4 separate regions of the Mus musculus genome follow, and regions 2, 3 and 4 are each linked to region 1. The links are chromatin loops, found by intact Hi-C in ENCODE. Cell type or tissue: gastrocnemius. All regions are shown on one strand.

Evidence for each region. Peaks named below come from ENCODE experiments on the same cell type or tissue, not always from the same donor. Only the 100,000 strongest peaks of a DNase experiment are listed, where the experiment ranks them.
Region 2: it touches region 1 in a loop (4-fold over the local background); 8 of 42 quality-filtered maps call a loop at or near these places.
Region 3: a loop joins it to region 1, with 8 times the contacts of the local background. A loop is called at or near these places in 31 of 42 quality-filtered maps.
Region 4: it touches region 1 in a loop (3-fold over the local background); 5 of 42 quality-filtered maps call a loop at or near these places.

What each region holds. Positions count from the first base shown.
Region 1 is chr13:13,512,314-13,520,313 of GRCm38, reverse strand. No RefSeq gene overlaps it. Among named protein-coding and RNA genes, the nearest start is that of Lyst, 74 kb to the left of the region's middle. In gastrocnemius, a CTCF peak has its summit at 3,261 (motif pointing left); a DNase peak (open chromatin) is centred at 3,259; H3K4me3 peaks cover 220 bases; H3K27ac peaks cover 876 bases.
Region 2 is chr13:13,586,073-13,594,072 of GRCm38, reverse strand. Lyst (lysosomal trafficking regulator) reads right to left here and starts at 3,664. Exons shown (of 53, transcript NM_010748.2): 1 at 3,577-3,664. Gm30836 (a long non-coding RNA gene) reads left to right here and starts at 2,872. Exons shown (of 2, transcript XR_382086.4): 1 at 2,872-3,339; 2 at 7,784-8,000. In gastrocnemius, a CTCF peak has its summit at 3,323; DNase peaks (open chromatin) are centred at 3,270 and 3,760; H3K4me3 peaks cover 2,598 bases; H3K27ac peaks cover 1,683 bases.
Region 3 is chr13:13,609,330-13,617,329 of GRCm38, reverse strand. It overlaps Lyst (lysosomal trafficking regulator), which reads right to left. Exons shown (of 53, transcript NM_010748.2): 2 at 3,403-3,488; 3 at 585-783. The coding sequence starts at 776. Among named protein-coding and RNA genes, the nearest start is that of Gm30836, 22 kb to the right of the region's middle. In gastrocnemius, a CTCF peak has its summit at 4,289 (motif pointing right); a DNase peak (open chromatin) is centred at 4,272.
Region 4 is chr13:13,831,249-13,839,248 of GRCm38, reverse strand. No RefSeq gene overlaps it. Among named protein-coding and RNA genes, the nearest start is that of Gng4, 51 kb to the right of the region's middle. In gastrocnemius, a CTCF peak has its summit at 3,871 (motif pointing right); no DNase peak of the experiment used is centred here.

The DNA.
Region 1 (8,000 bases):
CGAACTCAGAAATCTGCCTCCCAAGTGGAGCTCTTGTTTTCTGAGCATCTCTGTTTGTTGTCTTTCCACTGGATACATGGTGTCCAAGTAGCTTGGGCTTCAGTGATCAATATCCACCTTCAACAGGATATAGCTTCTTCTAAATTCATCTTCATGAACTATAGCTGGAGCACCCTGCACTTGGACCCTGTTTACTTGGAGCAGTTACAGAGGTGGCAGGGAAGGCCCCTGGCAGAATTCTAAGTCAGTTGTTTTCCTGACTTAAATGGTATCCTCAGTCCCCAGTCCCTTCCATGTGTGTAGGGTGTGTGTGTGGGTGTGTGGGGGTGTGTGGGTGTGTGTGGGTGTGTGTGTGTAGGCTGTGTGTGGGGGGGGTGTATTGCAGGCAGGATCAAATGGTCAACTTTAGGTTCTCTGAGGCAAGGTTTCTGATTGGCCTTGAACTTGCCAATAAGGCTTGGCTGAGTTGGTTGGTCAGCCTATCTCTGCCTATGATTATATAATTATGGGCACTTTTTGGTTTTGTTATTTGGTTTTATTGAGACAGTTTCTCTGTGTAGCCCTGGCTGTTCACTCTACAGACCAGGCTGGCCTCAAACTCACAGAGATCTGCCTGCTTTGGCCTATGTAGTGCTGGGATTAAAGGAGTGCACCACCGCTGCCTGGTTCCTGCTGGCTCTTTTATGTGATATCTGGGAATCAAACTCAGGTCTTTAGGCTTGAGTGGCAAGCACTTTACCAACCGAGTTCGCTCTCAGCCCCACCTTCCTCCTCTTAGCAACAGCTGACTATCCCATCATCCTTTGAGAATTGGTAAAGTGCTTTCAGGTACATATTCTCGCCAACCTCTCAAGCATCTATACACACCAGCTGTGTTCTATAGAGATGGGCATCAACTGAGGTGGCAGTCGGCAACAGTGGATGAAGTTGGTCTATCCCCCTTAAGGTTCAGTGTTTTTGTTAGTGTATTAGTCAGCTGAAGGTGCTGAAACAAAAAGCCACAGCTGGGCATCTTAAACAACAGAAGAGTATTTCCCTGGTTTTTGATATCAGCGTTCAAGGTCAAGATGCTGCAGGGTGGCTTTGGAGGCTGTGAGGGGACTTATGTGTTAGGCTGCAGGTATCTCTGGGTCTCCATACCTCTTATTTATATCACCCTATCTCTGTCTTCCTCTCTTAAGAAATTTTCTGTGTGTACTATCTTTGAGTCCACTTTCTTCTTTTAACAAAGACCCTGGTCCAGTTGGGTTAAGGCCTATCCCATGATCTCATCTTCATTTGACTATATCTGAAAAGACCTTATTTCTAAATATCACATTGTGAAGTATTGGGGTTAAAGCCATGCCTATCTTTTTGGCAGGCTACAATTCAACCCAAGGCAAATGTTAAGGGGTTAAAATGGCATTTTATGAGTAGGGATGATGACTCTGTGGTTAAAAGAGCTTCCAGAGGATGAGAGGCCAGTTCCCAGCACCCATATTGGTAGGTTCACAATCACCTAATTCCAGTTCTAGGGGATTTTATGCCCTCTTCTGGCCTCTGTGAGTACTGTGTATATAGACAGACAGACAGACAGACAGACACACACACACACACACACAAATGCATAAACATTTTAAATTTATTGTTGAAAAATATGTGGTATTTTACATTTATTATAAAACTGTTCTGTTGGTTGCCCCCAGCACCCCAGCACGTGGGAGGAGAAAGCAGGAGGGCCTGGAGGTCAGGGTCATCCTCAGCCACACAGAGATCCAGGAGGGATGGGCTGCAGGAGAGCCTAGTCAAATAAACTAACGTAATTAATCAGTTACTATTGGACTTGAACACAAAATTCATGTAGACTTGTAAAGACAAACTATGAAGTGCTCCATCAATCTCTGGCTTGGGTAGGCTCAAACACACACACACACAGTGTCCTCGATGCAATGCAGTACTTTGCCCCAAGACTGTCCTCCAGCTGGAGGCTACCATCATATTGACCACAAAAGAGGAAACAGTCAGAAGGGAACCAATGGTCTTGAAAGACTCCCAGAGGAGCCCCTCGCTCAGGCCTCAGGACAATAGCAGACATCCAAGAACTCACGATAGACCGAGCTTGTTGCAAACCACATGAGGCTTTATTGGGGAAAGCCAGAGCTCTGGGGACAACTCATATCCCACGCTGGGGTAGAGGAGTCGACCTCGAGGGGAAAGAGGTCCCAGTTTTTATAGGCCCTCGGGAAGAAAGGAGAAGTGGGGGGAGTAGGGGATTCCAGAACTAAACAATGTCTATTCTCAAGAAATGGGTATGGGAGGGGTACAAGGAAAGAGTCTGGTGCAGGTGCAGCAACTCAGGATTGGCCGGGCTGTGGTTGCTGGGGAGATTTTCTGACTCTTTCTCAGCCACCAATATCACAAACACCTGGCAATGGGCTTCATCAGTGGGCACACACATGAGTCAAGGAATGGTCAAAACATTGGCAGACACACAGATTCAAGGAGTGGCCAGAGCATTGTGCACCTCTATTTTTCTAAATCAGTGAAGCTAGTTCTGCTAACACTGACATCTATCTTGCCAATGGGCTTCTGTGACCTTTTACATTCTGTCAGGATCTTTCAGTCTCAACAAAAAACAAAAAATAACTTCATTTGGTTCAGTCAAAGCAACCAGAAGGTTAGAGGTTTCTACGAGCTGAAGAATCATCACAAAAGGCCCTCTGCACTGTCACCATCAAATGATGGTCCTACCTAATACTAAGAACACCGGCAGTCTGGGCTAGGAATGGAGTTCAGTGGTAGAGTGTTTGCCGAGCATGCACAAGGACTCAGGTTCAATTCCTAGTATACAACTGGTGACACCTGAGTGTGCTCTCAAGTGACACTTGAGACTTACAGCCTATTTTTCTTTCTGGCTTTGTTGACCCAGTTTCACTACTTTGAAGAACATGTTGTATTTATAAGATGCTAACGTGTGTTTCTAGTGCCAGTCTCCGAAGGTCTCATACTCGTCCGGGCCAAGCCATTTTATTTCTAGCAAGCTTCATTCAAATTCTTGTTCACTGTTAAAGGTGACTTCCCACGGGAGTGGCCACTTTTGATAAAAGTTTATCCCTTTTAAACTTCTTCCAGAGTTTAACCCCCACTGTGAGGCATGGAGCAGTTTCAGAATAACTAACTCCACCTTTATGTTTTACAGGTCGGCCTTTGGGAGGTGACCAGCATGAGTTAAGGTCATCTTGTGATGCTTCGTGCATTGAGCGGCTCTGACCTCTTGTGGTCACATTTGGAACTGCGTTGGCAAACCAGCGAGATTTCAACTGAGAGGCTAGCTAGGCTGAAAACAGGCTGAATGCTCTCTATGCTCATCGGTGCCCCTCTTGAGAGGCAAGTGTCCAAGAAGCCATTCTCAAAGTTCTCGAGCTTTCTGGCACTTCCATGTCTTAATTTCTGTGCCATCTTAACAAGGATCACTTTGTAGATGTCCCTCTTTCTTGCTAAACTCCTCTAAGATTTTGGCTGTGGCCTTTGAGCTCCACACCCTGGTGAAAGAGGAAATGAACAGAGATAGTTTTGCTACTAAAGGATCCTTAACCTCCCCTTCAGAACTGTGATCTTCAGATGGGTTTGTTCGAGAAGCCTCTAAAAATCGCACGGATGGGGCTGTAGCTCCGTTGGTAGTTAGTTACCTAGCATTCACGAAACTGTGGTTGGATCCCCAGCGCCAGGATCGCACAAAGCCCAGGCTGACCTTGAACTCACTGTGTAGCCAAGGATGGCCTTGAACTTCTGATCCTTCTGCCTCCACCTCCGAAGTGCTTGGATTACAGGATTCGGAGCTAAGAGCTAAGGGTCAAACCCAGGGCTCCACACACATGCTAGCTAGTCAAGCTTACATCCCCCACACCAAACAAAACAAGAAGACCAGAGTTCGATCCCCAGAATCCATGTTTTTAAAATAAGCTGGCCATGGGGGTTGGGAGTCGGGGGAGCCGGCCTGTTGGGGTTGCAGAGGTAGCTCAGCATTTAGGAGCACTAGCTGTTCTTCCAGAGGACCCTGGTTCAGTTCCCTGTTCCCACATGGTAGCTCACAGCTGTCTGCAGCTTCAAGTCCATGAGATCTGGCACCTTCACATACATGCAGGCAGAACACCAATGCACATAAATTTAAAATAAATATATTATTAGTATAATAAATAATAATATAATATAACAATATAATGTAAATAATAATAAAAGTTTGTGCACGCTTTTAATCCCAGCACTTGGGAGGCAGAAGCAAGGCCAGTCTGGTCTACAAATTAAGTTCCAGAACAGCCAGGGTTACACAGAGAAACCCTGTCTCACAAGAGAGAGGGGGTGGGTGGGGAGAAAGAAAAGAGTGACAGGTCATCTGCAAAGTCCCTTCCTGACAGGATCCTAAGGAAAGCCTCATAGTCTTCATAGGACTAGTCAGCTGCGACAATGCCCAGACCAGTATTTTGCCCTTTTTAGGTAACTAGGAAATTTGGCTTTGCAGTAAAACAAAACAACTTTATTGCAATATAAATATAATATAATAAATATGCAAAGCTCATAAGGCTGTACATGACAATTTTTAAATTATAGTAAAATATTGTTATGTAATATATAAACATGTATACATATTGTATACATGTATGTACTACAGAACTGGTGCCATGGCACAGGCCTTAATCCCAGAACTGGGAGATGAGGCAGAAAAATTGTGAGTTTGAGGCTAGCCTGAGCTACACGATGAGCTCTTAACAAAGTAATTAAACAAAAGAGAATATATAATTCAAAAGTTTCCCTTGTAGCTATTTTAAGTGCATACTTCAGTGTCATTAACTACATTTTAAAAATGATGCAGCCCTCCCCAACCTATTTCCTAAAGCTTTTTATCACCTCGAAGACTCTAATTATTAATAATTCCATTCTTCCTCCCTCTACCTTCTGGTGACTTAAAATCTACTTCCAGTTTTGTTTTGTTTTAATTTGCCTATTCTAAGTTCCTCAAGTAAGTGGAATGATCTAATACCTGTCCCTTAGCCACTGGTCTGTTTGTCACCGCACAATGTCCTGGAGGTTTGCCCATGCTGTTGCATGTAGCAGAACTTCCATTTGTTTTCACAGCCAGGCTGTATGTATGTGCAGTATCTGCAGATAACATGTCTCATATGTTGGCAGACCTGTGAGTCATTTCCACTTTTCAGCCTCCATGAAGAATGCAACAAGGAAGATTTGTTTGCTCGTGTCTGTTCCAGCCCTCCTTTCAGCTCTTTGGACACAGCTTGAAGTGGGATGGATGGCTGGATCGTGTGGTCAGTCCCGGATTTTGTCTCCCATGGGACCTATACCATGTTATATTCCTGCCAGCAATGTACAAAGACTTCATTTCCCCATATCTTTCTTGGCAGTTCCCTTTTTAAAAATAGCCTTCTGGATATGAGATGGCGTCAAGTTTTGGGATTAATTTGCATTACTTTAATGACTAATGATAAGGACATTTCTTTCTGAGCTGGGGTCACACCCAGGGTCTCGTGCGTGCTAAGCAATCGCTGTACCTCTGAGCAGCATCCCAAGCCTTGAGCATCTTTCCATGTGCTTATTGACCAATGGTATATCTTCATTACTGGAATACTTATTCAGATCCACCATTCATCTTTGAACTTTGTTCTCTTGGTTGTTGAGCTGCAAAAGATCTTTATGTTCCTTGTCTGAAAGAATTACAGGGATGGAAATGGAGAGGAGCCTGAGGAAAAGAAGGTCCAGCAACAGGCCCAAAGTGTGATCCAGCTCAAGGGGAGGTCCCAAGGCCTGACACTATTACTGAGGTTATAGAGACCTCACAAAAAGGACCTATCATCACTGCCCTCCCAAAGACCCAACAAGCAGCTGAAAGAGTCAGATGCAGATATTTGCACCCAACCAATAGACAGAAGCAGCTGACCCGAAGCTGAGGAGAAAGGCCATCCTGTAGGACCAGCAGTCTCAATTCATCCGGACCCCCGATATCTCTTAAACATTGGACCACCAAACAGACAGCATACACCAGCTGATATGAGGCTCCCAACACACATACAATAGAGGACTTCTGGGTCTGTGTTCATTCAGAGATGATGCACCTAACCCTCAAGAGACTGGAGGCCCCAGGGAGTTTAGAGGTCAAGTGGGGTAGGGGGGTGTGGGCATCCACGTGGAGACGGGTGGAGGGGGGAGGAGGTGTGGGATGTGGAGCAGACGGAGAGTGGATGGGGGGGGATGAAATATGGAGCGTAAAAATAAAATTAAATTAAAAACAAAAAATAAAAACACAAAAACAAACAAAAAGACTAATGCATTTTTCCTTCCTGTAGGTCGCCTTCTGTTCTCTTGATGGCTTGCTTTGATGCACATCTAGTTTTTGCTTCTTTTGATGTTTTCATGGAACCAAGCCAGTCAGTCTTTCAGCACAGGGTAGGGCAGGGCCTATAAACCCAAGCCCTGACTGATGTGAGAAGCTATTGGCGGTTCTGGGGGAAAGGTAATTTTTCCTTAAGGGTGTGGGCCCAGTAGATCAATCTTGTCCCAGTGGTTGTACCTATACCCAAGAATATAAAAGCGGTACGAATTGGACTTGATGGGTAATTTTAAAACAACAAAAAAGGAGAGGACAGGAAGTTGGGATAGCATGGGAGTGGATCTGGGAGGAGTTGCAGGGGAAATGAGAAGTAAACATGAGCAAAATATGTTGCATTCGCCTATGAACGTCTTAAAGGATTACTAAAATTTTTTCTTTTAAAAAGCATAGCCAAATTGTGTTAGAATATATCAGATGTTTGGAGAGCAGAGTTCTCCATCCATCATTTTCCCGTGATGAGTCCAGTAAACCAGACCATGAATATATGTTACTGCCCCAAGATCTTCCTGCCATGGTTTAAGCTGTTTGGAAATGGTACGCTTGACTAAGGTTGAAATTAACTGCAACTGACTAGCCTCTTCCGCACTCTCTCCTGGGTGTTTCAAGTATTGTTCATTAGAATAGGTGGATATTGTATAAGGGCCCAAGACAGCTGCTGATTCTGATGGAGGGATAGGTCTTGGAGATTCTCTTTCTAGCATCTTCCTATATGCCCTCTGGATAGAACACTGAACGATGGCCAGAATAAAACACTGAATTTTAGTTCTTGTACAGGGTATCTCCTACAAACAACATTCACAGGCAGGCAGATAGGTACTCGTTATTAGTACTGAGGACATAGTGTCACAGGGACATCTCAAGTATAGATTCCTTGCTCTGTAGCACTGAGCTCTGAGAACCTTAGTCCTACCTGGGCCCCTTCCTCAGTCCAACTCAGAGACCATTCACCTCCCATTATGGGGACTCTGGGTAGTAGCACCTCCCATTGGTGAAATGGAAACAGATCAGGTCCCATGCCCTGTACCGGTCAGGAAGTGTCCTTCCTCTTTCTGGAGAGAAGAAGGGTGTGGCAGCTTATCTCCACACTGGGGCAGGAAATAAAGTAAGGAAATAGTGGAGACTAAAATAAGGAAAATAGTGGAGACTTAGGAAATAGCTGTTTTGGTAGATTGTTTGCCTAGCATTCAAGAAACCCTGGTGGTTGATTCGATCCCCAGCCCTGCCTAAACTGGGCCTGGGGTAGTACTTGAGTGCTCCCAAATACTCAAGGAGATAGAGACAGAAAGATCAGAAGTTCAAAGCCATTCTTAGATACACTGAGAATCTGAGGCTAGTATGCTATATGAGTTCTTGTGTTAAAAAAAATAAAGGGTCTGGGATATAATTAATTTTAAAGCCATTCTCTTCTGTGAACTGTGTGGCTAATGAACAGCGTCTTAGGTAAAGCCTTAGGTTTTGTCTTAGGTAATGTCCCCTAGGTTTTGTCAACCATTAAGTCTCTGTTTTTCCACCATGAACTAGCTCCAACATTATGCTATGGTAGCATATGCTTTTGATCCCAGTTCCCAAGAAGCTGAGGCAGGAGGATTGAGAGTCTGAGGTCAAGTCTGGGCATCAACAC
Region 2 (8,000 bases), 74 kb before region 1:
GGACTGTGATTGTGTGTGTGTGTGTGTGTGTGTGTGTGTGTGTGTGTGTGTGTTGGGGGTGGCTAGCTTTCTACACATAACATAATTACATTGTATGATCTTATAGTCCATTCCTCAATTACCAATTAGTAGTCCACTATTGAAATGACTCTTTACTTTTCAAAGATCGGTAAAAACAGTTTTATAAGCATGACTAAGTGCATGAAACCCTAGTGCTCATCTCATTTGTCCATTTCTTTAAAATGGCTGGAAGCTCCCATTTCCTCACCACTGTGGGTTTCAATTTCAAAGACTAACGTTTGAATGAAACAATGGCTATCCTTTTGGAAAATAATTTTATTTCTTTCTTAACTAATCAAGACATCTGGTTTTAAGCATTACTATTTCATGTTATTAGGTACTTTTTTCCTTATTCTATTCTTTCCAGTGCTTAGACTTAGTAAGCATTCAAAAATTCCGAATGTATCATATCTCTCTCAATTATTATAAGCAAGGCCAGGGAAATTAAGAGGCACAAGGACAAGCACTGATGAGAAGCAACAGTGAAAAAGTAGTGCCAATGAGAACAGAGTTGCCTCACTGACTCCACGATCAGTTTACAGTTACCAATCTAATTGGGGACAGATATGCTGAAAATTTATTATAAAGTATTAGTTCTTTTCTGGTTCTTTATTATAAAGAATAGACCTCAGGATTACATATTTTCTGATACAAGTATTTTGTTATTGTTTTCAAACCCAGGGCCCTGTATATGCCAGACAGTACTCTACCACCATGCCATATTCTCAACCCCATTTTCTCATTTTTGAGACAGAGTCCCACTAATCTGTTAAATGTCCAGGCTGGTCTTGAACATGTGATCCTCCTGCTTCAGCCTCCCAAGTAGTTGGGACTACAGAGATGCTCCAGCAAGCCTTACAGATCAAAGTATATTGGCCTAATACTTTATATTGTGATATTTTAAAAATCTCCATTAAGAATGTGATAGTTTATTTCAAGTCATCTGTAATAAAACAAAAGAATTAAAATAATCTCTTTGTTGCTTATAGAACATCATTTCAAAAATTCAGGTCACTTACATTGTAATTTCACAAATGGCCAAGAAAAGCCACATTTGATAATATTTCTGGGACTTAAATTCTTTTTAACAGGCATCTAAAAATAATTTTAAAAAATCAGAGAAAGGTGTTCAAGTTGAATATAGCAGCAGACTATAAAAAATACTCTGGAATTCTGTACAGCTTTTTCTACAACTAAAACTAACAAACACATGGACTAAATCCAAGCAAATAAAACCAGAGCTACATTGGGAACATAAATGACTACGTTGGTTCAAAAGAACTAAAAACAGAGCCAGAGAAAGAAAGGGCTTAGTAAGAGAACTTTCCTAGCATGCTCAAGGCACTGGGTTTGAGTCCCAACACTGGGAGGAAAAAAAAGTAGTAAGCATGGAATGGAAATTGTCCACTTATGGGCAAAATGGTTAAGCTGGAATAGTCAAGAAACACAAAAATTCCTGTAATGCAAAGTCACTAATGTCTATTACGAATAATCTCCACTTGGGTGTTTAATTTTATCCCCTAAAACCTAACCTCCTTACCAAGCCTATTCTTCTCAGAAAGCTCTCAGTACCTCCCTATTCTAGTCTATCTTTCTTGCTAAAGACAAAATTGTTGCTGTCCTCTACATTTCTATACACAATGTATTAAAAAGTCAATAACCTCTCACCACAGCCACAAATTCCTAAATCATTTCTGGCCTCATTACTTGGTATCTCTGCTTCTGTTTCTGCTATCCCTTCCCCCAAATGGTGGTATATTTTCCAATTAGTCATAATATGGCTCCTTTGAAAATCAAGTTTGATTATATCAGCTTGTAATCAAAAAGAGGTCTCCTCTCCCTACAGAGGCTTATAAAGCCTTTCACAATCTGATCTCTCACCCTTTTAATCTGTTGGTACTCTACGACTCTTACTTAACTGGCTCCAACACGGCCAGACCCGCCTCTCAGCTCTCTTCTGACTCCAGTCTCCACACTATTGCCTCAGGGCTTTTGCAAGTGGCTTTCTCACTGCATATCCTTCCCTCAGAAAAGAGCATGGATCACCCCTTACTTCCTTCCGGTTATCAAATTTTTTTTCCAGAAGGCCTTTCCTAACTACCTCTAATCAAATTGCAGCCCGTTTCTGGCTCTGTCTTCTCCCTGCTTTTTCTCTAAGTCCTTTAACATCATCTGACAAGGACATATTCTTCTTACTTATTGTCTGAGGTTCTTCCAGAATATGTATGACCCAAGAAAGGGGGTATTTATCTGTTTATAAAACGTGTCTGGTCCACAATAGGTACTTAAACATCTTTACTAAATGCATATGCTCTATATGCAATTTATTGTCTGGGAAGTATTTTAATGGAAACTAAATAACAGAAACTCATCTCCCCCTTACGTCCTCTATCTTCCAAAGTCTCTCAATATCTGTATGTGTTAGTGTCAACGTGGATGACAGCAACGAGCAGCAGAAAAGTTACTTGCAATGCTCTGTAAATACAGATATCCCCTACCAATCAGCTACATAATAAAAGCTAAGAGCCAACATCTTTATTAGTATAAGGTTACTAGGTGTGGAAGTTAAAAGTAAAGGCAGACCAGCCAAATGCCTTTCAGGAAGAAAAAGCTCAAATTAATGTGCCATATCAACCTGTTAAACAAACCCTGGAGAAAATGCACAATGAATTTGATCCTTAAGGAAATACTGGCCAGAATTCAACACAAATGTGTGTTCTACACGAGTCAACACCTTAAAATTTTTTTCTCACACCATCAACTACCAAGCAAGAGCTGTGTCTGTCTGTCTCTGTCTCTGTCTCTGTCTCTGTCTCTGTCTCTCTCTCTCTCTCTCTCTCTCTCTCTCCATCAAGGATGTTTTGCTGTTTTGTTTATCCCTCTGAGGATTGGATGAGGACACTTTTCTTGACTCCCTGAGCTCCAACCCTCCATCATGAACCCTTGGCCTCCGGTGGCAGAGGAAATCTCCCTGGGTCACGTCCCTATTATATTAGCATCTCAGCCACCGCTCCAGAGGTGCGCGCGAACCACGAAGGGTTGTTTGCAGAGTCCCGCAGCAGGTGTCACGGGCAGGGAAGGGACAGCAAGGACTCCGAAGCACCAGGGTGGGGAATGACAGATGGACCCGCGGCGCGAAGTGAGACGCCCTGAACCTGTCAGCTCCCGCTGTCACCTGCTGGGAAGGACCGGGCAGGCTGAGGGTAGCGGCGGTCCGGGACAAGCGCTTCCCGAGGTGAAGCGCCCCCTGAGGACACCGTCCGCCGCACCAGCCGGCCGGTAAGTAAAGTTACTATGGGGTCCGCGCCGCCGCCACAGCCCTCGGGGCCCGGGTCCGCCTCAATCAGCAACTGTGCAGAGCTCAGAAGGCAAGCGAACCCCGGCCGGGCCGAGCTCCGGGCACCACCCCGTTCCCTTAGCGCGGCACGACCCCGCCCGGGCGGCCCGCCACCTTCCCGCCATGCCCCGCTGAGGTCGAGACCCTGACCCTCTAAAGGAGCCCGCTGCGGTCTTTACCTCCGCTCTGTGGTCCGCCGCGCGCTCTCGCCCGCCGGTGCAGGAGAATCCCGACTCACCAAGGCTGCCAGGCCAGCGTGAGCTCTCACCCCCGCCCCCTCAGGTAACCCGGGAAACCGGGAACACCACCCCCTTCCTCCCCCGCCCAGACCCAGACCCGCTCCTCTGCGCGTGCGCACCGTCCCCGCCTCGAGCGCCTAAAGTCCCGCCCCACCGGGAGGGCACGCTGGGGTCGCCGACGTGATGCGTGGAGAATCTCAGCCAATGAGAGGAAGAAGGCGGGACAAATGCAGCGAGGAGGGCCCTGTGCAGCTTCTCTGAACTCCACCCCTCCCGGCCGCATAAAGCTTCGTCCATCCCAGGCGATTCAGCCCCTAAAAGCGCAAGCCTAGTGTCTTCTTTCTACTGTAAACTCACGTTTACTGGGAAAATTACATCTTTGTTGAAGACTGTACAAAGTGACTGACTGTCTAGAACTTTACCATTACGGAGAGATGATGATCAGTAACCAAGATTATCTTGGACTATCTTTAGGTTCTTTAAAAAAACTGCTTATTACCAACCTTTGTAGCTGACCTAAGATCTTTGTGCCTGTTATGTAAAAAGTTTGGAATGTATTGTTAAACTTAGCCAACGACTGGCTTTTCAGCAGTGCTCAAAAGAAGAGTATCATCAGCTGGAGATTTTCCTGCTATGCTGTAGCCTACCTCCCCGATGTCCTTTCCGCTATATTTGGCAAATGTATTGATTTATGGTCTTTTGTTCTATGGCTATAAGACTGCGTGTAAACCTCTTTCACAGTAGAACATGTAATTCTGGGAAACCCGAATCTCTGTTACTAAGCACTATTCACTCAAAGTTGCCTCAGAATAAACTTTCTTTTGGTTTTTGTTTTGTTTTGTTTTGTTTTGTTTTTTCATGGACAGTATGTGCAATAAACTGTTGTCCTATTTTCTGTTGGAGGTCACAGGATTAAAAAAAAAAAAAAAAAACAAAACAAAAGACAAAAAACGGAAAGGTTCACCAAGATGGAAGCAGGGCTATCCTCAAGATAGCATTGGGGCCTGAACTTATATTTCTGTCAAACAGAAAGAGAGAAACTTGCAAAAATTCTGGGTCCAGGTATGATACCCTACCTAGCCCTGTTCAAATATGCTAGCATACAGTGGGCAATGTGACAAAGATCCTTGCTTAAAGCAAACTTTAGTCAGACTTTGAACCTTCTCCTTGGCCCATGTGCTATGTGTGCACATCTTTGTAAACTCTAGGTTTAGCAATCGCCAAGGCAGTTTAGCAAGAACCCACACATACACAATCACACCCTCCCTATCTACAAAATCTCTCAGTCCCCACCTTTGGTATCTATTCATGCTGGCCTGCCTTCAGCATGAATCTTGTGAGGTTGATGCTACCAACATTCACCTATGTTGGTATCAACCATGAGCTCCACGTTTCTTGACTATAAATCCCCAGGTATCCCTAGTGTGTTTAAATCAGAGGCCAACTATGTACCTGGGTTCTTTTTGTTATGCTAGTCCTGGATAAAATTTGTCTTTGCCATTTTAACTTGTGCCCAGCTTTGGTTTTCTCATGACTATTAATGTTATACACTTTAATATACCAACCTCTTCTGAGTGTGGGAACCACAAGTTAAACAAAAGGATATCTGATCCTCACTACAGTCCAACTAAACCTAAGACTGACAAAATGATGCTGCTGTAGGCATTTTGACAGCTTAGGGGCCACCCTTCCTCTTCTTCCAGCCACAACTGTGGCGGGCCTTTGAGATAACAGAGGCATGGGGGGGAAAGTCAAAGCTATTGATATATTTGGTATCATTTGGCAGTTTTCAAGGTCTTCCCAAATAATACAATTAATAATCAAATAGTCTACAGCTTGATCCTGTAGCAGAAGAGAGGGTGGAGAGATTTACAATCAGTGACAGAAAAAAACACTGGAACCCCCATGTTCACCACCAAAGAATACACATGACAGTCAGAACATGTCTGAGAAAAGCCCATAGCATACACATGTGAGGAAAGGCAGGAGCTGTGTGAAAGACCCATAAAGACTCACAACCACCGTGGCCCATGCTTTGAGCCTTTGATCTTTCTCCAGCTCTGACTTGAGCTTTTCTTCTTTAATAAGCTCCCTGTCTTTCTGCCACTGTCTTATGTGTCCCTGGTCCAATTCCTTGCTCTAAGACACAAAACCCTGGAAATTCCAGTGGGTAGCTTCCACACTCCATAATCTGTCTATAATAGTAGGGATCACTGTAGACCTAAGGTCTCCAGTCACTTTTTTTTGCATAGGAATTGAAATAAAAATAATTCAGGACATTATATTCAAAGGCTATTTACCAAGTGCAACTCTCAGTTTCTCAACTCCCTTATGGCCTGATGATAGAGTATGAAGTTACCCACTGATGTGGCTGAAGGGGTCTCTCTAGGAAAATTCCTCTCTTTAAAATAACTTTATCTGATTCTGGTATTAACCATTAACAGCTCATATCTTTAGGCAGAGGTTACCCACTTCCTCTGGCAGGCAGGCTCTCAAAATACCAGTACTCTAGGGATGGGCAGCATACAAAGTCTCTAAGAAACAAATGAAAGAAATGCCACAAAATGCACTCGTTTAACAAATATGTAAAGAGCATCTCTTAAGTACTAGGATCTGTGCCCAACTCAGTACCAGACACTTGAAACACTGCAAACACAGAGAGGGAAAGTAGTTACACCTTACTGGTCAGGTATTTACCCCAGACTGAATCTAGTCTTGTTCACTCAAAGTTCTCCTGCTAATCTAAAACAACAATAAACAAACAAACAAATCTTCTAATGAACAAAAAGTCACAGAAATATCAAGTAACAAACTGACAAACTGCTTTCTAGTTCCCTTGGAAGAGAGATTATAGATGAATGAGCAAGACTTCATTAAATGGAAAGAAAATGAAAGACATTACATAATGGTATACATTGTCCCTCAGAATATTTTTATTCATAAAATGCCAAAGTAATGGCATTTGTGACATTATCTGTCTTCATCATAAAGGATTTTAAACAAGATACTACAGTATTTATTTTGTTCAAGAACACTTAGAATTAAGACAAGTGTAGTAGTGAACACTGGCATTCTTAGCATTTCAGAGACTGAGGCAGAACAATTGCCACAAATTCAACACTAACCTTGACAACTTGAATTTGATTGTCAGAACTCACATGACAGAAGGAAAGAACCAAATTCTAAAAGTTGTCCTCTGATCTCCATATGTGTTTCATGGCTTGTGCACATGCATACACACACACATACCGAGCAGACAAATAAACATGTAAGTGCATGTAAAAACAAAACTAACATGGCATATTAGAAAATTAATACTCAGGTATAATCGTGCATGCCTAGCACTCAGGAAGTGGAGGCAGGAGGATCAGGAGTTCAAGGTCATCCTTGGCCACATAATGAGTTTGAGGCCCTTTCTCAAAACAACAAAACCAGAAATGAGTAAATATTAATAAGTTGTAGAACACTAAGTATACCTAAGCTTGAGACACTTAGCTTAAGAGATTTCAAATGGATATCAAGATAGTAATTGAGAACATACAAAAGTAAAAAACATCTATAGAAAAAATGAATAATAAAAAAGGAAACTGTACTTATGTTTATTTGCTCCCCTGGAGGAGTTTGATAGCGGTAAATTGACAATATAACTTGTCTCAGAATGAATGCTAAAATGAGACTATAACATTAAGACTTTAAAATAAATATTCTAATGTGCACATCTTCATATTTAATTGTTCCCTAAATACTTCAAATGTTTTAAGAGGTCACATGGCTCCTCATTTCACTTCAGCAAAAGCCAAAGTCCTTGCAATGACCTTCAGAGCTTAGTATCTGCCCGAACCTCACTTCCCTCTTCCTTCCTTCCTCTCAAACAGAGTGGCCTCTTCACTGTTAGGCATATACTTCCAGGCAAGTTCTTGCTTTTAAGATCTGGTACTGTCTGGCCCCTCCACACAAAGTGCTTTCTCTTTGGATAGCCACAATAATAATTCCCTTAGCTATAATCTAATTTTTATCTTCTAGTAAGATCTACCCTCAGTACCACCTTGAAAACTCAGCAACAACCGCTTCTGCCCTGGACCCTGTGCCTGAATTTCTTCCGTAAGACACTCTAAATAACTGCTTTGCTTTTTTTTTTTTAATATAGGTGATGTGCCACTTGGTTCCCTAGTCTTCAGAGCAGTTGAGAGGACAGACCTACACCACGATGCCCAGCTGCTTTGCTTATTTTTATCATCACTCTCGATTAGAATACAAGACCCACAAGAACATCACATTTTATGCTAGACAGTGTACCATGAGTGCAAGTCATGAAATGTAATTTGTAACTTTAAACATGTTTTTCATAGCACCTATCAATTGTA
Region 3 (8,000 bases), 97 kb before region 1:
GCATCCCTCATTCCTTCCCCATGGGATGCCTTCTGTGATGTTCAATGAAGACAGAACAAAACCCTTTGTTAGGGACAGGCACACAGCTAGGGACAGCACACACAGACACAGACAGATTCACAAGACAAACTTTAGGCAGTCACAGATTCATACTCATGCAATAGACAAAGGGTGGAAGACATAGAGAACATGTCTATGTAGAGAATCTAAATCTGGCCTTGATTTTGGTTAAATGACACCGAAGGGAAGTGCTTCTATTTATTTCCTTAATGTATTAACAATGTAATATTGGTGACTTGTAGTTTATGACTGATGTGTTCAAATCAACTACAAAAAGCCTATATACAAAACCTGTTTAGAAAAATGGCCATTTGAAATTGTAATATGTTTCAGTTTTTAAAGTATCCAAATAAATAATATTTTCACAAATAGGGCTATTTTTTTGTTGTTGGAGTAATGTGAAAGATACATAATGTGTCAATCACTTTAACACAAAGAGATTCTGAGGAAGTATGAAATCAGGAAGTTACTAATCGATGACCAACAGTAACATACTGATGAACAATTGTCTGATATGACGTTACCTGATCAATGATAGAATTTAGTTTGGTAAGTAACAGAAATCCTCGTCCATGGACAAGGTACTGTCCAAGAGTTGCCATGTGTGTCTCCTCTTCTTCTTCTTCCCTGGCTTCTGCCCTCTGGACCACTGCATTGCAAAGCTGGTTGACATCAATCAGAAACTCACGTGCCAATGAGTTGCTGTCCGTGCTCATGACAGAGCTATAAAATGAACAGGATATGAGAATTTTAAAAAAAAATGTACATTTACCTTTTAATATATGTGATTTCTGTAGACTTACTTAAAACTGCTATATTTCAGTTCCTAGCTCTCTACTATTCTCAGGAATAGCTCTGACCTTATTAGGTAATTCCTATGACAGTGCTAGTACCAGGTTTGAAACACCTAAACACAGTAGGCAGACATAAATGACACTGCGTGGGAGAAGACACTAGTGAGCAGTGGCAGTTCAGGGAGGGTCTGACTTTCTCTCTTACATAATAAACCATTACTTAGGAAAGGGTTCTTGCTTTACATGTTTAAAACAGATAAATGGCTCTTTTAACAATATAAACTGGAGGTTGCAGAAATGGCTTAGTGGTTAAGAACCCTTGCTGTTCCTGCAGAGGACCTAGATTCAGTCCTAGAATCCATATGGCAACTTACAACTGCCTTGTAACTCCAGTTCCAGGGGATTCAAGGTCTCCTTCTGGCATGTGCTACCACACCCAACTTGAATACACACACACACACACACACACACACACACACACACACAAACACACACATGTGTGCAGAAAAGATACTCATGCACATAAAATGAAAATAAATAAATATTAAGCTATAGGATAAAATACAACACAGAGTTTTCCTCTTGATACAATGCCGTCACTGTCTACCCTCCAGAAACCACTTAGTCAGTGCTGGAAGTGGTGGTTCCTGTCAGGTGAGTGCAGAAATTCAGCTGCTGAGCTTTTGCCACTTTTAGCCAAATAAAAGGCAATATGGCATTTAAGATTAAGGAAAACAGCAAGGTAAAACACACAGGGATGAATATAGAGGGAAAATGTATAAACATTCAGAAAACAAAATCACAAATGTATATTCAAAGAATTTCAGAATAGCTTTATCTATGGTCAGAAGTAATTTGGAAGGCTGGAGAAGGCTTAGCACTTAAGAATAGTTGCTGCACATGGAGGGACCCATGGCTCTGGCCGTGTATGTGGCAGAGGATGGCCTTGTTGGACATCAGTGGGAAGAGCGGCCCTTGGTCCTGTGGGGGTTCGATGCCCCGGTGTAGGGGGATGTCAGGGCAGGAAGGCGGGACTGGGTAGGTGAGTGGGGGCACCTTCATAGAGGCAGGGGGAGGGGAGACGGGATAGGGGGTTCCCAGAGGGGAGACCTGGAAAGGGGAAATTTTTTGAAATGTAAATAAAGAAAATATCTAATAAAAGACAAAAAAAGAATAGTTGATGCTCTTGCAGAGAACCTAAGTTTAGTTCCCAGAACCCACATGACAGCTAAGAACCTTCTGTAACTGCAGTTCCTAGGGGTCTGACACCCTCTTCTGGCCTCTGCAGGCAGCAGGCATGCACATGGTGCACACACATAAATACAAGAAAAACATTCATACATGTAACAGCTTTTTTTCACATTAGCTCTCTTGCTTTTTTTTTAATCTGACAAAATTTTAGTTATTGCATGTAACACAAGATTTTAAATACACATATATCTACTTACACACACTCTGGACTGGTTAAATCAAGTTAATTAGTGAGTTTAATTATGCTACACTTATGAGAACACTAAGGCCCATGGTTTTACACTTTAAAAGAATATAATATATCATCACTGACTATAATTACTATGCTGGGCAACAAGTTACCACTATCTACAAAATGCCAAAGTTATAAATTCTATGCAATATTCTTACAAAAGGTCCATCCTAATCACATTAACACAAATAGAGCACAACACTAATATGGCACTAAAGGTTTTTCTATTTCTATGTTGTACATTGTGTACATTACTTCCCAAGTTAAATGTTCGATATACTTGAATATTTTCCATCCATTCTGAGAATCAACTGAAAAGACAACCACATATTTTTCTTAAACTTTTCCAATATTTCACATACTCAGAAAAGTATACAGAAACATAATGTGAGCACAAATACAAAGGATACACATAAACTACACACAAGCATTTTTTAAAAGATCTGTAACATGAGATTGTAGCCAACACCCAGAATTTGTAAATGGTAGCACTGATGATATTGAGTTAAGTTTGTGAATATACATATGTGTGTGCACAGGAACCACGATTACATCACAGGAAACCTACACCCACACCGGCTGATACTTATCATTACCATCCATGTTTTTATAGTGTATACATGTTTACGGCTATGAAAATATTTACTACATAAAACTTTTATATAGAAAGTGTGTCGTAGGTATTTATAAGCACTTTTCCTGTTAATATTATTTTCTTTCCTTTAAACCAGTGGTTCTCAACCTTTATTAACAGCTCCTAACTATGAAATGATTTCTGTTGCTACTTCATAACTATAATTTTGCTACTGTTAGGAATCATAAATATAAATGTCTGATATGCAGGATATGTGATATGCAGCTCCTAGAAAGGGTCATCAACCCCAAGGGCTTATGACTCATAGTTGACAGCCGCTGCTTTGAATCGCCTAGCAGTATGTGCTATACTAAATCACAGCAATCTGCATATACACTTTCCTAGGAAGAATCTGTCTACTTTAACTATATAGCTCCAAAATTTTACCTGACTCAAGTCTTCTAACTGTTAATATTTATTATGTTACTCACCAGTCTTTCAGCACTTCTGTAACATTCAGCTTGTATATAATTTGGGTTCATGAACTAGATAAAACTGTCTCAGCATAAGGCTTCACCTATAAGAAGAAGATACAAATACATCAGTGGCAATAATAATCAAATAATGTTAATAAAGTTCTGATAAAAAAATCAGTAGCCTGTTTTTGTATGTGATACAAGTAACAGTCAATTAATTATTTGTAATCCCAAAACCACAGAAATCCTAGCCAGCAGAGGACCTCTGAGAACCACCTCACAGGTAGCTTTGCCTACCCACTCACCTGCTGACCCCTAATAACCTGCCACCTGGGAAAGGGGCAGAGCCCCACACCTTATACAGGGAGTACTACCCAATGGGCAACCCCACCCGACCACCCAAGCTGAGAATGAGGCAAAGCTACACATCTAGCACAGAGAGCACCAACTCCTAAATTAGTGCATCTCTCAACTGGAATCAGAGAAGCTTGTAGTAGACAGTAATTTAGCACAGGGACCCATAACTGGTCAATATGCAAAGAATATGAGATTGCGGATTGTTCAGCCACAAATGGGACATCTGTATCACACCCTTCCTCCCAAGACTCAGGGATGTAGGAAGGAGATAGAGAGATTGTGAGAACCAGAAGCAACAGATGCCTATAGTAAAACAGCGTTTTCCACAATACAACAGGAAAGTTTCACAGAGAAACTGACAGTGGCTGTGACTGAATAATCAAGACCTACACAAGATCAATGCAGACAAAACCCCAGCATGAAGAGGGGAGGTGGTCAGGAAGCTCCTCCCCTGAAGAGTTACAGGCAATGATGACTGCTAGGAGGCTCAGTCACTTTGCCTCAGGGATGCAGCACCTAAGAGGTTTCCTATGCTCCAGCAGAGGGCTCCACATCTATGTACACTGGCAACACTAAGTGACTCTGGGATTTTAAAAAAGAGAGAAAAACAGGGCATATGAAAACTGAGCATAGGGAATAGGAGTGGTGCAGATAAGGGAGGAGTTGGAAAGGAGGGAATAGAGTGTGGAACTGATCAAAACAATATATGCATACATGAAACTCTTTTTTTTAACTTTCTTTTTTATATATATACTTTTTATTAGGTATTTTCCTCATTTACATTTCCAATGCTATACCAAAAGCATACCTTCCCACCCACTCCCCTACTCACCCACTCCCATTTTTTGGCCCTGGCGTTCCCCTGGACTGGGGCATATAAAGTTTGCGTGTCCAATGGGCCTCTCTTTCCAGTGATGGCCGACTAGGCCATCTTTTGATACATATGCAGCTAGAGTCAAGAGCTCCGGGGTACTGGTTAGTTCATAATGTTGTTCTACCTATAGGGTTGCAGACCCCTTTAGCTCCTTGGGTACTTTCTCTAGCTCCTCCATTGGGGCCCTGTGATCCATCCAATAGCTGACTGTGAGCATCCACTTCTGTGTTTGCTAGGCCCCGGCATAGTCTCACAAGAGACAGCTATATCTGGGTCCTTTCAGCAAAATCTTGCTAGTATATGCAATGGTGTCAGCGTTTGGAAGCTGATTATGGGATGGAACCCTGGATAAGGCAGGCTCTAGATGGTCCATCCTTTTGACACAGCTCCAAACTTTGTCTCTGTAACTCCTTCCATGGGTGTTTTGTTCCCAATTCTAAGAAGAGGCAAAGTGTCCACAATTTGGAAATTCTTAATTAAAAAAAAAAGTAAAATAAAGAATAAATGCCTAGCTCTAAGAACTGAGTCTTCAAGAAAGAAATCCTGGAATATAGAGCTATAAACTTCATCACAGCACTCTTTCTTTTCCAACTCCTACTTCCAGATAAGAGACAAATTAACCACAAAGGAGAATGAGACAAGTATCAGTCTTCTAAACAGGGAAATCGAGGGAATGGTAGACTATCACCCATATATAGCTCAATGTTCTTACAGACAGCCAATTTATTACTCTCCTAGCAGGGTGAATGGTATTTGAAGATATAGGAGAACTCAAAATACCAAAACCAAATAATGATAAATTCCCACCAAAATTCATATTCTCAAATTCCTTGTTTTGTTTGAATTCTTGAAATGAAACTCAAAGTTTTCTGTGTATAATACAATGAAAGCTCCTTCAGAATGCTAAGGGAAATTTTGTGCTTCAGGGTGATAAGATGTTTCTGTTTATCTATCTGTATAGTTTAGCTCTAGTTTTACCTATAAGACATGAGAAAATGTTTCTTCATTAGTTACGGGCTTTATTTTTAATAACAAGGAATAAAAAATAAAAGTGATTTTCAACTATTTGAAAATACTTAAAATCCAAAGACTTAAAGACTGCCTTGAGTATCTTGGTGCACAGTCTTGATCACACATTATTATAAGCTCTGGGAAATAAAACAGACAGGAATGAACAAGAAATCATGCAAGAGTACACATATCTTTGTGAGAATTAGGGAGTAGGTGCAGGCCACACCACTAGTGAACAGTGCAGCAATAACTCAGTCAACATCCCACAGAAATCTAGATACAGTACAGCTGTAGCTGTACCTGCCATCAAAGGGGGCAGGGTGAGCTATATTATCTGGAATGAATTCTTCGTAGAGAACTGAGGCACATTACTGCTCGCCTTTCCTGTGTGTAAATATCTACCAATATTTTAAGATCATCTCTAGAATTTTGTGGGAATAATGTCAAGTTCACTAAAATCTATGGAATCTGCATTCCCTTAAATTTTCAAACACTGCACTTCCACAGCTTCTTACAAGTTTTCATGTTTATTGCAATTCCTCAAAGATTACCAGTTTAGCCAAAACATTAACAAATCTGCATGGAATCTGACCATGAGGTGTGAATTCATCTAGACTAGCCAGAGGTCCTAGATCTCCTCTCTTGCCTTGGGCTTCAATTTTCTTTTATGTTTCTTACTTTCATCTTCATTAGTCGGCCTACAGATCATTCTCTCCTAGTCAGAGAAAACGAAGAATGGAAGCTGAGAACTTTTTCTTATTCTTTGAATTCAATTACAGGGTCAGTTTGTTAACAATTTATTTGTAGAATGTGTTTTTGAGTCTTGTTTATGAATATTATATGGTTTCATATCCTTCTTCCTTCTGCACATGCTATTTTAAAATCAGTCTATTTGCCTCATTTATTTTCCTATCTCTTTGTCCTTCATGTATTTCCAGTTGTTCCATTAAAAACACTATGACTGCTATATGATTACTTTTGTTTCCAGAGTCTATATCCATGGCATCTTATTTATATTTTCTTTAAACCTTACAAACTTATTTTTTATTTTAATTTTATTATTATTGTATTTGAACATATGCCTTTGTTATTTTTCTATTGTTGCTAAGTGACACTATGACCAAGGCAACTTACAGACAAGTTTCTTGGGGCTTACGGTTTCAAAGGGTGAGCCCATGGCCATCACGACTAGGAGTATGGCAGTAGGCAGGCAGGCATGGCCCAGGAACAGAATCTAGCAGCTTATATCTGATCCACAAGCAGGAGGCAGAAAGAGTGCTAACTAGGAATGGTATGGTCTTCTCCAACTTCAAAGCTCACCTCCCTACTCTGACCCCCAGTGACGTATCTCCTCTCTCAAGTCCATACCTCTTCTTTCCAAACAGTTTCATCAATCAAGAACCAAGTATTCAAATATGAGCCTATGGCAATCATTCTCATCCAAACCATGTATGCACACATCCCATGGCATATATGTAGAGGTCAGAGGACAATTGTGTACAGTCAGTTCTCTTTCTACCTTTACAAGCATTCTAAGGATTGAATTCAGGTCATGAGGCTCATGTGGCAAATGCTTCTACCTGCTAAGTCATTTCTCATGTGCCTGAACCCCATACCTCAATTTGCTGTATCCCAGCTGTGGTGGCTAATCTTGGCAATTTTATTGAACTGTGAGACCAGAACTTCTGAGTATATCTGAGGCGTTTTCCAGAGAGAATTGGATCTGGAGGGTTCTGACCCAATCACTGGTTCAATCCACTGATACAGTCAAGGTTCAATGACAATCAGGAGGTAAAAACAAATTGTAGAAGGCAGAGCTAGCTGGAGGAAGTGGGTTGCTGAGGATATGCCCCTAAAGTAGGTATCTTGGCACTGACCCCTTCCTGTTACCTCTGCTTCCTAGTTACTACAAAGTAAATAGCCTTTCTCTAATATGATCCTACTGGCACGATTTTCTGCCTTACCTCAGGAACAAAAGCAATGAAACCAGATAACCATCAAGTGAGACATAAGACACCACAAACACAAATAAATCTTTCTCCTTTAAATTATTTGTCTCATTTGTCAGTGACAAGAACTAATTTAACACACCAGCCTGGTTCCATGTTCTTCCTGTTTATAATTACAGAACATCTAGTTGGTACTGGATTAAGAATACAAAACACTGGGTCAGCAAAATGGCTCAGTAGGTAAAGGTGCTTGCCACCAAACTTGATGACCTAAGTTTGATTCCAGGAACTCACAAGGTAGAAGGAAGGAACTGACTCCAGCAAGTTGTCCTCTGACTTGGATGCATGTGTCATGGGATACACATCGCCAACATATACAAATAAATAAATGTAATTTAAAAATAACATGTAAAAAGGAATAT
Region 4 (8,000 bases), 320 kb before region 1:
GATGTTCAAGATAACATCCACTAGTAAAGAACAAAAGGCTTTCCAGAAAATAAAGGAAGCTTTTATAATTGTTATCAATTATACTCAATGGTAATTAAATATTAGCTGCTTATTTTAGTTATGGTTATTAAATGTGCCCACAGCAATTCTTTGGCAAGAGAAAACATTAATGAAAAATCATCTTTCTTCACCTCCCAGCCGACTGTTGGCCTATGCGGAACGCCGATCGGCCAGCTACTGGCTGCTGCAAGGTGGGGCGTGGGGGGCAGTGGCAGCATGGCTTTCCCTGAGTGGTGATGGCACAGGAGGGCGCCAGGAAGTGGGTGCCTTTGTAGTGGACTCAGCGACGGGCCTGAAGTGGCCTTATCATCGGTCATGCACCATGGCCCCCATGGGCAATCCGCCTGTCCCTGCTGAGGGTGGCCATATTTTTCCTGCTGGGCTCAGGGTGTTTTACCACCTCTACGTGGGCTTCCTGGCTGGCCACTTCAGCCTCTTCGGCTTGAGCAGTAAGCTGGCAGCAGGGGAGGCCGAGGTGGCGTTCACCTCAAAGTAAAGTTTTAACATCCTATTAAGGCCGCTATGGTGCTAATAAAGGCTTGTAAGAGAAATTCATATATCTTAGAAAACCTATGACAAAAAAACCTGTGTCTTAAGAACCTGGCAAAGTGTCTGTTCCTTGTTCCAAACAGCAATTTAATTGGTTATTGCAGAATATTGATATTTGGCCTATTGCATACCATCATTTTAAATAAAATTGATAATCACTATCCTAAAGATAAGTTAAAAATTGTTTTTATGCATGCTTTTGTACCTTCTATAAATTCATGCATGCATGCATCCCATTTACTGTGTTTAAAAACAGCCCTTCTAGGGAAGAAAAGTGTATGTGAAGAATCACACGCTTATTCTTTTGAGTTTCCTCCTGCTTCAGCATAGATAATTAAATTGTGTGCTGTAGATGATATTTTAAAATGTTGAATAATCAAACTTTAATTTGTATATTTATCAATATATATCTCAGAACTTACAGTTGCTTAAAATTGTTCATCTCTCAGATACTATAAATTCTCAAATTTGCAATGGTTTATGCATATACAACTTATAAGAAAAAATGCTGTTATTTTAGAAGACTGTTTTTGGACATTTCAAAATGTGTTCTAGATTGCCTGGACAAGACCTTAAGGCAATGCCATACTATATTTATATCTCAGGCAGATTATAGGCCTTACATAAGAATAATTGGCCATATAATCTCGTTCTTTATATAATCAAAACTTAAGATAATATTTTGTTATTTTTAGAGAATGTGCATATCAAATTGTAAAAAAATTGTTCTTAGTGTCCTCAGTTCCTACCTGTTTCCACATAATGGTGTTAATTCTTGAGGACTTATACTTAATCAATTGCTACAAATGGTTGTAACTCATTATGCGGAATTTGGAAAATTAAAATATATACATGTTTGTATTGGCACTTGTTTAGGATTTCTTTTTGCTTCTCTACATGCCAGAGAGGCCTCTAGAAATGTAATTGATCATTGTTTATAAGCCTTTAATGCCACACAACAATTTTACTTCATTTTGTAAGGAAATTGGTATTAAACATAAAACTGGAATTCCTTATAACCCCATGGGACAAGGAATTGTTGAACGTGCTCATAGCACTCTGAAAGATTGGCTTTTAAAAACAAAACAGGGGCAGTTATACCCCCAAAAGTCACCAAAAGCACATCTTGTTCATTTAAAAATTTTTTGCAAACTGATGTTAAAGGTCAGTCTGCAGCAGATCGCCACTGGCATCCAGTTACTTCCAGTTCTTATGCCATGGTTAAATGGCGGGACCCATTAACTAATTCGTGGAATAGTCCAGACCCCGTTTTAATCTGGGGAAGAGGTTCTGTCTGTGTTTTTTCACAAAAAGAAGATGGAGTGCGATGGCTGCCTGAAAGACTGGTTCGTCAAGTGAACACAGATCCTGAATCTTCTAGTAAGTATGATTCTAACCTCATTGACGGCTAAAAATCCCTTTTAGTCGAAAACGTTAATTTGGAGCACAGCCTCCACTTTCAGAGAATTTTTGGCTTTTCTGTTAGTTCTCAAAGTCACCTCCCCCACACTGGGAGGTCAGAGTCTGAGCCTGATCGTTGCTAATTTGCAACTGAATAAAGTACCTGGACTTCCCCAAAGAAGCTTTTATCATGTTGCTTTTCAACTATCTCGACTTTTTCAAGCTGGTCAGTCTCTCCTTACAGCCTGATTTCAGCAAGCCTGCAGCCTCGCCTCCAGCAAGCACAGGTGGCAGAAATTCATCAATATGAAGAAGCATATTAAGTATATATTGTGGCTTTGTTCTGTTTTGGGAATAAAGTGTGCTATGAGGGCCGGACAGTCAATGACGGACAACCAGATTTCGGAGCCATATCAATCTAAGACAGAGGTACATGCCAAGAGGCCGTGATTTGTTAATAATACACCACAGAGCCATGTTTGTGTAAAATAAACACAAACAAGCTGCATGTATACTCCTTGATGGATAAGAATGGCTCGGGAAAATCTGAGATTTCCTAAGCCAGGCGCGGCTGCCAGCCATCATCACTCCCAGGCAGGATTATGGAGCATAAATAAATTTTATGTCTCGGTCCAGCTATTTTTATTATATAACCAGGGGGGAAATTTTAGCCTCCCCCTGCCTTGAAGCAGGCTGATTCAGACTTTGCTGCCACTGAATATGAGATCACCTGGGGAGTAGCCTTCCTACTTAGATGGCTATATTGTTATGTCAACTACCGCTGCTCTTCCCCGAGACTCTGCTACCTGCTGAGAGACCCTTTAGACATTCTGGAGACACATCCTATCCTGCATGTCACCTACAGGCTGGCTCCAGGCACCAAGAATGGACTGGCAGGGGGATGGGCCTTTACCCTTATAAGCACAGTCTCTTAGTAAACTTGTGGGCCTTGATCAGAGAAAAAAAATTGTCTTGGCTTCACTATTTTCTCTCACAGTCTAGTCTCTTTCAGCCCCAGCCTGTCTTCCAGAAATACCAGGTTCATGTAGGCTGCAGGCCGGCTTATGCCTACAACAGATTTGTGTCAACTTGTGACACAGGCTGGAGTTATCACAGAGAAAGAAGCTTCATTGGGGAAGTGCTTCCACAAGATCCAGCTGCAAGGCATTTTTTTCAATTAGTGATCAAGGTGGGAGGTGCCCTTGTGAGTGGTGCCATCTCTGGGCTGGTAGTCTTGGTTCTATAAGAGAGCAGGCTGAGCAAGCCAGGGGAAGCAAGCCAGTAAGTAACATCCCTCCATGGCCTCTGCATCAGCTCCTGCTTCCTGACCTGCTTGAGTTCCAATCCTGACTTCCTTCAGTGATGAATAGCAATGTGGAAATGTAAGCTGAATAAACCCTTTACTCCCTAATTTGCTTCTTGGTCATGATGTTTTGTCCAGGAATAGAAACTCTGATTAAGACACATGCATTATACTGATCACAGTTGTTACTATGACAACCCTCTTTGCTCTTTTTAGTTGGGTAGAGACAACACCTGGTGGCCTTCTCTTTGTTCTTTCCAAGCTTCTGTTCTCAAAAATCACTTCTGCTTCTCTCCCAGCCCCCCCCTTCCATGCACATTATGAATCTGACCACACATGAGCTCGAATCCCTCCTGACCCTCACTTCCCCCAAGGCCCACCCATGAACATTGCTACATTGGGGACCAGACTGTCCACGCATGGTGGACCATGTCCACTTTTGGTGGACAGTGCAGATTAAAACTATAAAAACAAATACATTTTAAAGATTTGTTTATTTTATGTTTTGCCTAGATGTATGTCTGTGTACCACATGCATACAGTACCTATAGTGGCCAGTAGAGGGCGCAGAATCTCCTGGAACCAGAATTACAGGCAGTTGTGAGCTGCCATGTAGGTGTAGGGAACTAACCCCAAGTCATCCATAAGAGTTGCCAGTGATCTTAAGCATCCCTCAAGCCATATGACAAATATGTCTTAAAGATAGCCCTAACACTTATTGCTTTGGCCATGCTTCAGCCCTAACACTTATTGCCTTGGTCATGCTTCATTTGGTTGGATATTTAGAGAAATTTTGCTTTTCAAAGCCCCCCCCCCCGCCCTCAATTAAAGCTAAGGCCGTGATTTATTACAGCATTTGGTGCTACAGTAAACAAATATATTCTAAAATGTAAATATCTGTGTGGAACTAAAACATGTGCCCCAAATTCACATTAATGATACACAAGTTAATAAAGACTTTGGTAAGCAAATAAATTCTTGGGAATTGATTGTTGTTATCTAGATGCTAAAAATGTGTCTATTAGAAATAAATACCTGGGGCTGGTGAGATGGCTCAGTGGGTAAGAGCACCCGACTGCTCTTCCAAAGGTACAGAGTTCAAATCTCAGCAACCACATGGTGGCTCACAACCATCCGTAACAAGATCTGACGCCCTCTTCTGGTTTGTCTGAAGACAGCTACAGTGTACTTACATATAATAAATAAATCTTTAAAAAAAAAAAAAAAAAAAAAAGAAATAAATACCTGACTCAACATAATCCCAAACTAATTAATCACATACTTGGATATAATTATTATACTCAGAAGGCTTAAGCACAATGTGCTTGTTTTCCTTCCTTCCTTTCTCTTTTTCTAACATGGTTTCATCTATTCCAGGACAACCTTGAACTTGTTATGTAGTTGAGGATGACCATGGACTGTGGATTTTCCTGATTCCCTCTTTCAAGTAATGGGGTTATATACTTGTACCCGATGCCCAGTTTATGTGGCGTTGGAAATCCAACCCAGGACTCTGTGTATGTGAGGTAAGTACTCTGCCACTTGAGCTGCAGCCCCAGTCCTCAGTGTATGGGTAAACAATTCCATTTACTCCCTACAGGATTGAAGGGTTCTATTTTCTAACAAAACACATTCATGATTGTTGGACTATAAAGCTTCATGTACCATTAATGCATGTAAATGATAGGACATTATGGTGTTATTAATACAGTTGGTCTGCACTTGGGATGACTTGATCATGGAAAAATGGTGCTGGAGACTGAAGCTGGCTTGCCCATGCCAGGCAAATGCTATACTACTGAACCACACTCTAAGTCAAGAGACTTAGGAGCTCACGCCTTGGAAGACTTCCCTCTTCAGAAATAAGTTGTAGCTCACCCAGGTGATGTTCACAAAATATCAAATGCCAGCTTTCAAGAAGATGGGACATGTTAGAACCTGAAACTTGTGTCTCTGAAAGGAAGCATGGCATTCTGTGACCCCTGAAACTCCTCCCTGGAGGTACTTGGTATCTACAGACAGCGAGCTTGTTGGCCTTTGGGGATTCTGTCCCTTGCAGTAATCAGTCCCCTCTAAGCCATTCTCTATTGGGCCTAGTCTCAGCAACAGGCCTCAGAAACGTTAATAGCAGGCAGAGAGACTTCCCAGAGGCTGTGGCTGTCCATGGAGAAGGGATTCTCTCACGCTGTGTCAGGATCCCATAGCTGGGCTCAGTTCTGACCTGTGGTCAAGCATCCCTGGCCTCATGGGAAGCTCCAGTGTTCCTATTGAGGCTATCTAGGATGTACAGCTGTCATCTGTTGTGAACCTGCCATGTTCTAGGGCCATATGTCTTTCCTTGTTCTGGTCACAAGGTTGCCCTGATGTCTCAGGACAGAGCTCTTGTGTCTATGTATCTGCCTGGCTAGGCTGTTTCTGTGGTCTCCAGCCCATGTTCTTTTCTGATGAATTCTATTTCTTGGGACTCATTTCATAAATCCAAATTAATCCACCTCTGAAGGAAAAGTGGGGACTTAGCCTATAGATGATCATTTTCTTATGACCCTCCATACATGTCTGCACCTTTTCCTCTTCTTCACATAAAGACACCAGTCGGATAGGATTATGGCTTCCCCATCTGATCTCATGTAAAACTCATTATTTCTTTAATCACTTTTTTATTTATTTTAAAATTTTTTCTTAGCAGGGTTACACTTTGTCACCCAGGCCGGTCTCAAACTTTAGATCCTCCTACCTCAGTACCCACAGTACTAAGATTACAGCCATGAGCCCTCACGTACAGCCGCTCCCTCTGCCTCCTGACCATCCTCTCTCCTTAACTTCCTCTTTCCATCTCTCCATCCCATCTCTTCCTTATTTTCTTCTCCCTCTTCTCCATCCTTCCACTCCTTCTTCTCTATTTTTATTCCTTCTATTTGGAAGCTGAGGAAGGAATGTAGGGCCTTCTGCATGCTCACCCATAGCATTAGGTACTGAGGCATAACCTGTCAACATGTAGTTTTGTGATGGAGTACAATTCTACTCGCAACAATACCCAAACAAAAAGTTTACACCTGGACCTCAGCAGGCTCCTGGAGCCACTGTTAGTGAGTTCCTGTCTGTCCCAGTTTCACTTTAACCCTTCCACTCACTGTCACAGCATTAGGAGGGAAAACATTTGGGAGGTCATTGGGATTAGATGACTTTAGAAGGGTCCTGAGAACACGTGCCTGTCTGGTCTCTTCAGTGTGAGAAGATCACAGGAAGAGGCCTGGCTCTGTTGTACATGAGTTGTCAGAATTAAACTCTGGTCAACTGCACTGTCTTCTCAACCCAGCCACACCCCACAGCCCGACCCCCTTTTCTTTTCTACAGTACCTGGAATTAGCTAACGCAGCCATACCAATTGACTCCCTACTGGCTGGACCCCCAAAATGATGTCTAAACTATCCTCATCTTCAGTATTGGGCTAGTGCGGCATCTGGACAACCCTAGCCCAGCCAGAAGACTAGTGAGCACCCCCTGCCCTTTGCAAGCCGTGTATGACCTGGCACTGCAGTGAACAGTTCACTTCAGTCCCTTGCTACAAACTGTCACAAACCCAGAAGGTACAAGCTAGAAAAGACAGCCTAGCACAGCACTGCTGGTTTGTGGCTAAAAAGAGAGTGAAGTCCCAGTGAACAGTGAGTCTTGCAGTGACTTGTTTCCATTGGGTGGATGCTGGGATCTCTGATAGGCCTTGACAAACACATTAATCCTTCCAACATCTTTGTCCATAGCTATTCTGCACATAGCAACTCTGGAGTCTGCAATCATAACCACAGGCTTGACTTCATCCTCCTCTGCGAATCCCAGCAAAGTCTTGGTGAGGTCAGCACTTGCAGAATGGGCACTTTGAATTGTATTCTTCATGAAAAGTGCATGGTCACAGTGTGCCAAGGGGCTGAGTGGGATGATGCCAGCTACTAGATGACCTGTGATGCTTTCTTTCTTCTCTTCAGTATATCTTTACAGTGGTATAGTTTTGCTCCAAATCCCAAGTCTCTGTAGGGTCCTGTTTCCATAGTAATTGCTACAGAGGCAAAGCTAATCACTAGCCAATGCTTGCTTATTGAGCACATTACATCAGTCAATGCTATCCACTTGTGTTATTTTTTCAGGATATATCCAAGAGCTCTTATGAGAAAGTTGTTATTGTCCTCACATGACCATGGTGGATGTAGGTGGTGGTGGGGGTGATGGTGGGGGTGGGGGTGGTACTGATGGTGTGAAGGCTGTCAGCATCAGCAGATTCAGCACTGGAGAGAGCCATAGTCCCAGCCCAGGTTCCTGCCTCTGTTGTTTCTTTTGTTTCAAAGTTTTCTAAATGGCTAAGCCATTATCTGCCCTCTTCTGACCCCCAGAGATACTACCTGTCCTTTTGGTTTATATTTGATGGTAGAGAAGGTGAAGCTAGGGCCTCACATATGCCAGGCAGGTGCCCAGCCACAGAGCAACATCCCCAGTTCCTTCCTGTCCTTTGTCATTGGTTTGTTTCTATGTAATCTGAACTGAAGTGGGAGGTTCCCAGGTGCATCTGCATCCCCAAATGTCAAAGTCTGGGCAGGGCTAACCCAAAGCCACAATTATTGCATCCAGAAGTAGGCACAGAGACAGTGTGGCCTCAAAGCACCCAGGACAAAAGGATTGGTTTATATTTAAAGCAGAA